2 separate regions of the Homo sapiens genome follow, and region 1 is linked to region 2. The links are chromatin contacts, found by Hi-C or POLR2A ChIA-PET in ENCODE. All regions are on one chromosome and are shown on one strand. Each heading gives the region's core, a stretch centred on a gene start or an enhancer-like site at or near the end of the contact. The rest is flanking DNA. Distances are from core to core; before and after follow the strand shown. Region 1 overlaps DIS3L2 (DIS3 like 3'-5' exoribonuclease 2). Region 2 overlaps DIS3L2 (DIS3 like 3'-5' exoribonuclease 2).

Region 1 (4,692 bases), core at 789-3,288, 39 kb after region 2:
AATATTGAACGTGAACCCACGAGGTCGTAAAAATACCACTTTTGTCATAGATGACCGAGAGAAAAGTTGCTAAACTATTATTGCCTCACAGGTATATGCAGCATCTTTTCCTTTCCCCAGTAACCTCCTACCCCAAATCTCTTTATATCCCTGTGTTTTAGTCCATTTTCATGCTACTGATAAAGACATACCTGAGACTGGGCAGTTTACAAAAGAAAGAGGTTTGTTGGACTTACAGTTCCACCTGGCTGGGGAGTCCTCACAATCATGGCAGAAGGCAAGGAGGAGCAAGTCACATCTTACAAGGATGGCAGCAGGCCAAGAGAGGGCATGTGCAGAGAAACTCCCATTTTTAAAACCATCAGATCTTGTGAGACCCATTCACTATCATGAGAACAGCATGAGAAAGACCTGCCCCCGTGATTCAGTTATCTCCCACCACGTCCCTCCCACAACACATAGGAATTATGGGAGCTACAAGATGAGATTTGGGTGGGGACACAGAGCCAAACCATATGACACTATCACCTGCCCCATCCCACCTTTCCCTGATTTCCATTGCCATGGAAAGGAGCCCTCTGGGCCTGCCTGTGGCCCTAAAGGGCTGCAGCCCTCCTCAGCACCGGCCCAGCACCCACTGGGCCCAGTATAGGGCATTCTCCAGCCTGTGCTGTCATTCTGTCGCCTGTTGTCTGGTGCTGGGAGGTAGGATTGAAGGCTTTCCTCCTGGGCGGGCTGCTCAGGTTGCAAGGTAGATCCTATATTTTTAAGCCCTGTAGAGTCTCAGCTGTCCCATTTTGAGGGTTATGCATCCTACATGGGTTCACAGAATCCCTTTCGCTGAGACTTGGAGGAATGAAGAGGACAGAGAGGGTCGAGACCCAAACCGAGCAGGCCCCGGAGGCCTCAGGGCCCTGGGGCTGAAGGGAGCTCCCTAGCCCGAGAATGCCCCTCACTATTCTCACACTCCACCTTTTGCAGCCCAAATACCCATGGATGCCCCAAGAGATTTCCCTATGAGACAGAAAATTCTAGAACACCAGGAACTCTCAAAACTAGATATTTCAAAACTCTTAAAGACCTTAAAGAGTAAATGTTTTCATTGTCGATTTAACATAGAGTTACATTAAGCAGCTAACACTTTCCCTTTCTTGAATAAGATTTCCTGTCTGTCACGTTGCCATTTGCTTTCTTCATGTTTTTGCGATGGACTGCAGCTCCCTCCATTCTGGGGAGCCTCCTGGCGCTGCAGCAATCCAGCATGACTCGGAGCTCTTTGATTTTCTTTCCCAGTTACTTTATAGCACATGAAGATGTGTTCTTACCAGTGACAGAGGGTCGGTGAGAATGACCATTTTTGTTTTCCGTATATCTGTACCTGCCACATCCATACCTTTCTCAGAAGGTCCTGGAATGACTCGTTTCTCTCTCTGCCTCTCTGGGTATTTCTCCAACCACAGGTTTGCATCCCCAGGGGGAAGCCAGCTCTCTGGTCCCTCATGCTAAGCTTTTTAAGCAGATAGTACTGCCAGGCGGTCTTTAAACCCAAGGAGGCTTGCCCCTTCCCAAGACTTCAAGGAGTTCTAGAAGAGACTGTGATATTCAGGCCAGGTCCCTGTTTGATGAACAGGGACACTCAATTCCTGGCAAGTGGGGTGAGCGCCTCCAGCCCTCCCCACCCCCATACCGGTGTGCTGGCCCAGACCCAGGGCATATTCAGGTACTTAAAGTAGCAAATGTCTCTGCTGTAAAAACCCTCACTCCGGTACTGAAAGCCCAGAGCCCAGGCTCAGGCCACAGAGGTCTGAGATATACTCTCAAGGAGGTTAGCCCATAAAAGAAACAGGTCATAGGACTGCATGTTGGGTTTGAGCCTGAAGAAAGGTGCCCATGGTTGTCATCTTCTGTGGCTGCCTGGCAGGTAACCAGATGTGCTTGGCTCTCTTAGCTTTTGGCTGTGCTATCTGTGGGGTAGTGTTTCTGATCTGTCTTCACTGCCACTCCCAGCTCTCTGAGGCTTTGTGGCTTTTTCTTGGTGGTTGGGCAGGAAGCCTCTAGAGCCTGAAGGAATTGCTGTGCTTGATGACAGGCACAGGCTATCAATGGCTATAAATCGCCTAGTGGCTGCTTCACGTATTGAAGAAGAACATGTTTGCTGTCTGTTCTGCGGATGCTTCTCTGATGGCCGGAACACAGCTGCGAAAAGATTTCGTAGAGTGACTCAGAGCAAGCGCCCAGCTCATGCCCACTGAATTAAGCAAGAGGAAGTGGCCAACTTCCGCAGCTGCTCTGAAAGCCCAACACAGCAAGGCCTGGCTGAGATGAACAACATAGATCATTCCACTGACTTTGGGCTACCCCCAAGCCAACCCCATGTGACCCCACACCTACCCCAAAGCTAGGTGAGACCCAGGGTCCACCCTCCAAGCCCGGGTTACCAGTAGGGGGTAGGTGCCAAACTGGAGAGTAGACTGTGATGAATGGGTAGCAGAGATGGCAGAGGACATGGCTCATCACCTGGGGTCGGGGACCCCGCTCTCAGCAGCTCCCTTCCCTGAGTGCCCTGGCATTGGTGTGTCTGTGTGTTCGCGAGCCCTGGCATGCCACTGCGGCTTCACAGTAGCCTCCTGGGCAGCGGCTCATCAGCTTCCAGCACAGCCTTTGTTGTTCTATAAATCTGTTAATGTTTGTGCTACCTAGAATAAGAAGGAAGGAGTCATTCTACAGAGAGGATTTATTCTTCCAGGCGCCAAAACCTTGTTCCTTACGATTATGTCCTGTTCTTTAATGGGGTCCCCTGTACTCCACAGTGTCATTCGCCTCCACACTAGATGTCCACACAATGCTGTGTATTTTCACTGATTTTGCTGGGGCCCTGCCCTGTCTTTGTCTCTGCCTTTACAGTCAGGGCCAGTTGTCACTTCTCCGTGGCTGTCCGGAGAACCTGTAGCACCCTCTCCAGCCACTCCAAGCATGAGGCTTTGTGGGGAGCGTGGAATCTGTGAGGAAGCCGAGGCAAGCTGTTAGGATTCTGTTCAATGGGAGGAAAGGCTCTGAGTGAGGTGGGAAGGAAGGACTTCCCAGGAGGCACACTTGGGTTCCCGGCCCCACCTCTGCGCTGGCTGCCCACAGGCCCTGCTTCTGCCTATTTCCTGGTTCTGCTTCATGTTTCAAAGACATAAGATCAAATGTGATTAAGTTTTAGGTAAGCAAGATATTGTGCTTATTATTGAATTGTTCTTCTTTAGTTTAACAGCCCTCCAGTTTAATCTAAATCTGTTTCCTGTCATTAAGTCTTTGGTGTAGATAAAAGATCAGTTAGCTGGTCGCTATCTTTTGTGTCATAAATCTTCTAGGAAACCATTGTTGTGATTTTTCATTGTACCGTTCCTGAAGAGGAAGGAACTTTTCATTCCTTTGGGCTTTTTTCCTGGTGAATTTCCCAGCTGTTAGTGTCATCGAGCTTAACTCTCACATCCTTAAGGCAGCATTAGCCTCAGAACCACCAGTACCTCGCTGTGTGCCCTGGGAGGCAGGTTATTACCCTTGGCTTCATGACCCATGGACAGTCCTTGCAATGGAAGGGAAACACATTTGTGGGTAGAGTGTGGAGAATGTGTGTGAAAGGCTTTCCTCGCCCAGGCAGTAAGTGCTGCGGAAACAAGCCACTTTTTATGCTAATAAGATTTGGACAGGGGTTGGGAGGTAGGGGAGTGAGTGTGTGTTGATCTGATTCCCTGTGCCCAAGAGCAAGGACAGTCACTTCATCCCAGCCCCTGCACAGTGTTGGGAACACAGAGGTGTTCAGCAGATGCTGGACAAATGTCTCCTGGGAGTATGCAGTATTTGCTCTTTTTTCCTCTCATGTTCTGTGTTCCTAACATTCTTCTATTTTGGCGGGGTGGGGAGGTAGAAGGTAGGCAGAGTCTCACTCTGTTGCCCAGGCTGGAGTACAGTGGCCCGATCTCTGCTCACTGTAACCTCTGCTTGCCGGGTTCAAGCGATTCATGTGCCTCAGCCTCCCGGGTAGCTGGGATTACAGGTGCCCTCCACCACGCCTGGCTAATTTTTGTATTTTTAGTAGAGATGGGGTTTCACTATGTTGGCCAGCCTGGTCTCGAATTCCTGGCCTCAAGGGATCTGCTCACCTCAGCCTCCCAAAGTGCTGGGATTACAGGTGTGAGCCACCACTCCTAGCCTCTTCTATTTTTTAATTACACCTCTAATTGTCTCTGAATTGTCACTGAATTAATTGTCTCCTTAATTCAGTGCAGAAGGTTTTCATAATAACACTAATATTTATGGAATAGTTAACAATAGGTCAGAGCTTATAATGTTAAATAAGATAACAAAGTTTATCTCATTTAATCCTCACTAGAATAACCCTGCGAGGTAGGTAGAAGAAGTTAGAGAGGTTAAGTAGTCTGCCTAAGGTTACCCAGGTTGTGTGTGGTTGACAGTGCCCTACCTTTCCCCCCTGACTTTAGCAATACAAGAATACTGGCAAGTTGCTGCTGCCCTCTGGGCTCTGTTATAAAGTGAAGCTGCCGATCCACAATGGAGAACCCACTCCTGCAAGGCCAGGCCTCCACAGAGGCCAGAGGCCAGAGGCCAGTAGTGGTCGGGGTGCCCAGGAAGCTGGGCTCAAACAAGGGTAACTTGCAAGAATCTTCAGGAAGCCCTTATATTCAG
Region 2 (4,703 bases), core at 216-2,715:
TAGAGTCTGGGCCTCCATTTGATCCCCGCAACCCTACACACCTCACTCCCTCTAGAAGCCTGCTCCAAATAGACTTCCTCTTCCTCCAATATCTCTGGCCCCATTCCCCATCTCTCCCCTAGGTGCCTGGTGCGGAACACCATCAGCTTTCATTCGTTTTGTTTTGCGGTTTTCTTTCTTTACTCCTTTTTATTTTCCTCCCTGCCTGCATTCTTGACTATAACTGTTAAGAAGGCAGATGTCTTACTGTTGCTTCCTTCAGATTTGTAAATCTAGCATGGTGCTGGGCACAGAAGAGGTATGCAGTCCTTTAGTGGGGCATCACTCGGCTAGCTCAGAGCTGTTCACAGTGATCTGATGTCACCTCTGAGGTCCATGGGTGCCCAGGGACACTGTGCCCATTGTATTGTCTACAAGGTGAAAATGTGGTACTGCTCTTCCTCAAGAAACTCCCACATTTTTAAAAGAGTGATAGTATTGTAGCACGGTTTGTTTTGCTTTATAATACTTCTTGATTCCCTTGTTAAGTGACATGGCAGATATTTTTAGACTAAAGACAATTTAAGAGCTTTAAATTATTTTAATTTTATAACTTTAAAATATTCCTTTTGATTTACCTTTTTAATTGCCCACATGTTTTTTTAGTATCTACCAGGTACAAGGTAATCTGCTAGGTGTCCGGGACAAAGACAAGGTTAGAACATGGTCACAGCACTCAGAGTGGCTTACTGTCTCCTGGAAGACGTAGAGGCAGATGGGACAGGGGTGCACAGGAAGAGCCTGGACAGCAGGTGTGCACGTGGCTGCTTTCGTGTTCTACAGTAACACCAGCTGTGGTTTGAAGGGGCCACTTTCAAAGTCAGTTAGAAATGTGGGAACTGTTTAAAAGTTTTCTCCTAGCAACTTGCTCTTATACTAGAAATGCTAAAAACAAATTAGAAATTATTTAATTGCTCCTTGAATCGTGACCTCCTGGGGTAAAGGAAATCTGCCAGAGTAGATGGAGATGAGGGCAACACCCAGGGAGGGAATCCCAACAGGTTTCTTATCTGCTTGTCAGCATGAGGCTGGTAGCCTCCTAAATAAGAAGATGTGCTAATGAATAGCAGAGTCTACTGGTTTCGAAGCACATTTGAACAGAGAGCTGTGACTGAGCTCTGAGAATGCTGGCTTGGCCATTAGGCAGTTTGAAACTGATTTGCTACTGTCAGTTTCGACCCGTAAATAACAGGGCGCTCTCCCCTTTCATTCTCCTGCCTGCCACCTGCCAGCCAAGCTCTCAGGCTTACCCACCTCCCTGGTGGCTATGCCAGAGCACAGCTGAGCTCACCTCGAGGGGAGCAGAGCTCCTATCTTTCCTGGACCCTCCTGGCTGCCTAGTTTCCTGGCTGGGATTCCTGACCCCTGGTTGCCAAGACTACCTTGTTGGTCCCTGTGGAGTTCTGTCCTGTTTGCCCAGAGGCCTCGCTCAGACTTGTTCCTTTTTGGTACATGTTTCCACTCCAGACTGCCCCAGGCCCCAACTCTCAGCTCTCCTGTTGCTACCAGCTTCCAGTCAATGACTGTTTATTTGAACATCTCCTGCGCAACAAGAGAATGTAGTGATCAAGAGCATGGACCCTGGGTCAGACTGCCTGGGTTCTGATCCCGACTCCCTCACTTAGCTGTGTGACTCTAACTCTTCTGTGCCTCAGTTTCCTTGTCAGTGAAATGGAGAGCATAACAGTACCTACGTTATAGGAATATTAGGTTAGATGAGATGTACCCGTAAAACACTTGGAACAGTGCCTGACACATAGCAAGCACCCAGCAGGGATTAGCTGTGTGGCCAGATGGTGAGAAAGGGCCCACTTCTGTCTTCACAGAAGAGCTACTTTAACACAGAGGTGAACTTGGAAGGACTACAGTAAACGATGGTGGCCATCAGCAGCCATGGCATGGAGACATCGCCTCCTTTATGATACTTCCAGTCGATCTGGGAGGTGGGGGAGGATTTGAAATGTAAATGCAAGGCAGAGTGAGCCTCATTGCCCCCTGCAGGGAAGCAGAACAGTCTGGTTTGGCTAGGTCCCTGAAGGGAGCTCCGTGGTGAGGGATCAGCCTAGGCATGGTGGTGCTGAGTTCCTTAATGGGGTAAGATTTGGGAGCAAGGAAGGCAAAGGGATGCAGCTCTGAACATCACGCCCCAAGTCACGCAAATGTGAGCTGCAAAGTATTTCATCCTGTTTTGATAACTAGGCCAGAGTGCATCACACCCGCTAACGTTGGTGCAGCTGGAATGTTTCCAGTTTTTGCTGTTATAAATAACACTGCAATTAATACTCTTATGCATAAAATTCAAAAATCATTTTGGATTATTTCCTTAGGAGTACATTCTTAAAATTACTAGATTGAAGGAAATTAACTTTTTTTTCTGTGCTACTTTTCTCTTTCTTACTACCTTTTATTATTTTATTATAAAAGTAATACATATTTATTTTATAAAAATTTAGAAATTGACCAAAAGCAGCCATTGTTCACCTATCACTGAGTAATAACATTTTTCTATATATCCTAAGGCGTGTACGTGTACATTTTTAGAGCTTTTGACTTTGAGATTACAGTCACACATTGCTTAATGACAGGGACACATTCAGAGAAATATGTCGTTAAGTGATTTTGTCAGTGTGCAACATCATAGGGTGTACTTAGACTAACCTAGATGGGATAGCCTACGACCCACCTAGGCTTTGTGGTTTACACAGTTGCTGCTCCTAGTCTACAGACCTGTACAGCATGTGACTGTGCTGAATACTCCAGGCAGTTGGAACAAGTGCTATGTATTTGTACACTTAAACGTAGAAAAGCACAATAAAAATATGGTATTCTAATCTTATGGGACCACTGGCAGATATGGGGCCCATCGTTGGCCAAAACTTTCTTAATGCAGCACATGACTGAATTTTCCAGAAAGGTTAGACTAATTTAGGTTTTCCTCAGCAGGAAACAATAGTGCATTGTTACTGCTTCTCACTAAATTGAGAGTTTGTTAATACGATAGATTGGAAATTGTGTTTCATTATTGCTTTGACTCGCATTTGTTTTCCTGCTTGTGGGCTCAATCAACTCTTCAATCCTCTTTTTGCCATTTCTGTGAAAGGGCACATTTTACCATTTTATATGGTATCACTAGAATCTTATAATACCTTAAGCACTAGACCTACCAGCCACATTTAGCTAAAAGCACTTTTTTCCCTGCTAAGGTATACTTACATACAGTAAAATCCACCCTTTTTAGTGTACAGTTCTGCAAGCTACACGTATAGTCATGTAATTGCCACCACAATCAAGATACAGAACAATTCCATCACCCCAGAAAATTCCCACGTGCCCCTCTGTAGTCAGTTCCTCTTCCCTAGCCTCAGCCCCTGGCAACCATTAACCTGTTTTGCCTCTTTATAGTTTTGCCTTTCCAGAATGTCACACAAATGGAATCATTCCGTTGGTAGCATTTTAAGTCTGGCCTGTTTCACTTAGCATGAAAGTGCATTTGAGGGTCGTCCATGTTGTTGTGTGTATCAGTGGTCATTCCCTTTTGTTGCAGAGTAGTATTCTGTTGTATAGATATACCACAGTTTGTTTATCCACTTACCAGTTGAAGAATATTTGGCTAGTTTCCAGTTTTTGGCAATATGAATAATGCTGTATTTGCCTACAGGCTTTTGTATGACCATTTTTTCCATTTTACTTGGGTAAATATTTGGAATAAGATTGCTCGGTCATATGGTTAAGTGTATATTTAACTTCATAAAGAACTTCCAGTTTTCCAAAGTGACTATACCACTTTGCATTCTCATCAGCAATTTTTTGTTTGTTTGTTTGTTTTTGTTTTTGAGATGGAGTTTCGCTCTTGTTGCCCAGGCTGGAGTGCAATGGTACAATCTTGGCTCACTGCAACCTCCGCCTCCTGGGTTCAAGTGATTCTCCTGCCTCAGCCTCCTGAGTAGTTGGGATTATAGGCATGTGCCACCACGCCCAGCTTATTTTTTGTATTTAATAGAGATGGGGTTTCACCATATTGGTCAGTCTGGTCTCAAACTCCTGACCTCAGGTGATCTACCCACCTCGGCCTCTCAAAGTGCTGGGATTACAGGCGTGAGCCACCATGGCCAGCTGAGAATTCTATTTCTTATGTGCTTGTCAGCACTTGGTATTGTCAGTTTTTTATTTGTTTTGTTTTTTAGGTGTGGTGATAGGTGCATAGTGGTATTTCATTGTGGTTTTAATTTGAATTTCCCTAATGACAAATTCTGTTGAGCATCTTTTCATATGTATACTTGCTGTCTGCATATCTTCTTTGGTGAAGTGTCTGTTCATATCTTTTGCCCATTTTTAATTGGGTTGTTTGGTTTCTTATTACTGAGTTTGGAGAATTGGTGTGTGTGTTTGTTTGTTTGTTTGTTTGTTTGTTTGTTTGTTTGTTTTTTGAGATAGTCTTGCACTATCGCCCAGGCTGGAGTTCAGTGGTGCAATCTCAGCTCACTGCATCCTCTACCTCCTGGGTTCGAGTGATTCTCCTGCCTCAGCCTCCCAAGTAGCTGGGATTACAGACAACCACCACCACGCCCGGCTAATTATTTTATATTTTTAGTAGAGATGAGGTTTCACTATGTTGGCCAGGCTTGTCTCAAACTCCTGACCTCGTGATCTGTCCACCTCGGCCT

Evidence for each region. Hi-C counts contacts between places; a loop is a spot of excess contacts on that map. ChIA-PET counts read pairs that join two places held with the same protein, here RNA polymerase II (POLR2A). Pooled maps may share reads with other maps.
Region 1: a map with no recorded cell type shows a loop between it and region 2 (6-fold over the local background). The contact joins two enhancer-like sites. A Hi-C loop is called at or near these places in 7 of 168 maps with a recorded cell type or tissue (CD4-positive, alpha-beta T cell, CD8-positive, alpha-beta T cell, endothelial cell of umbilical vein and 2 more), 1 of 37 single-sample maps with no recorded cell type and 8 of 50 pooled maps. POLR2A ChIA-PET finds 5 or more read pairs at or near these places in 10 of 52 experiments (CD4-positive, alpha-beta T cell, CD8-positive, alpha-beta T cell, MCF 10A and 6 more).

The regions. Positions count from the first base shown.
Region 1 is chr2:232,313,538-232,318,229 of GRCh38, forward strand. The region is part of intron 14 of DIS3L2 (DIS3 like 3'-5' exoribonuclease 2); the gene reads left to right. Among named protein-coding and RNA genes, the nearest start is that of ALPP, 63 kb to the right of the region's middle. RefSeq lists an enhancer at 1,832-2,001. Within about 2 kb of position 2,039, at least 22 of the 41 ENCODE cell types and tissues checked have a DNase peak (open chromatin) inside an H3K27ac peak, as active enhancers do.
Region 2 is chr2:232,275,083-232,279,785 of GRCh38, forward strand. The region is part of intron 13 of DIS3L2 (DIS3 like 3'-5' exoribonuclease 2); the gene reads left to right. Among named protein-coding and RNA genes, the nearest start is that of ALPP, 100 kb to the right of the region's middle. RefSeq lists silencers at 1,131-1,180, 1,231-1,280, 1,817-2,111 and an enhancer at 1,757-2,272. Within about 2 kb of position 1,466, at least 2 of the 41 ENCODE cell types and tissues checked have a DNase peak (open chromatin) inside an H3K27ac peak, as active enhancers do.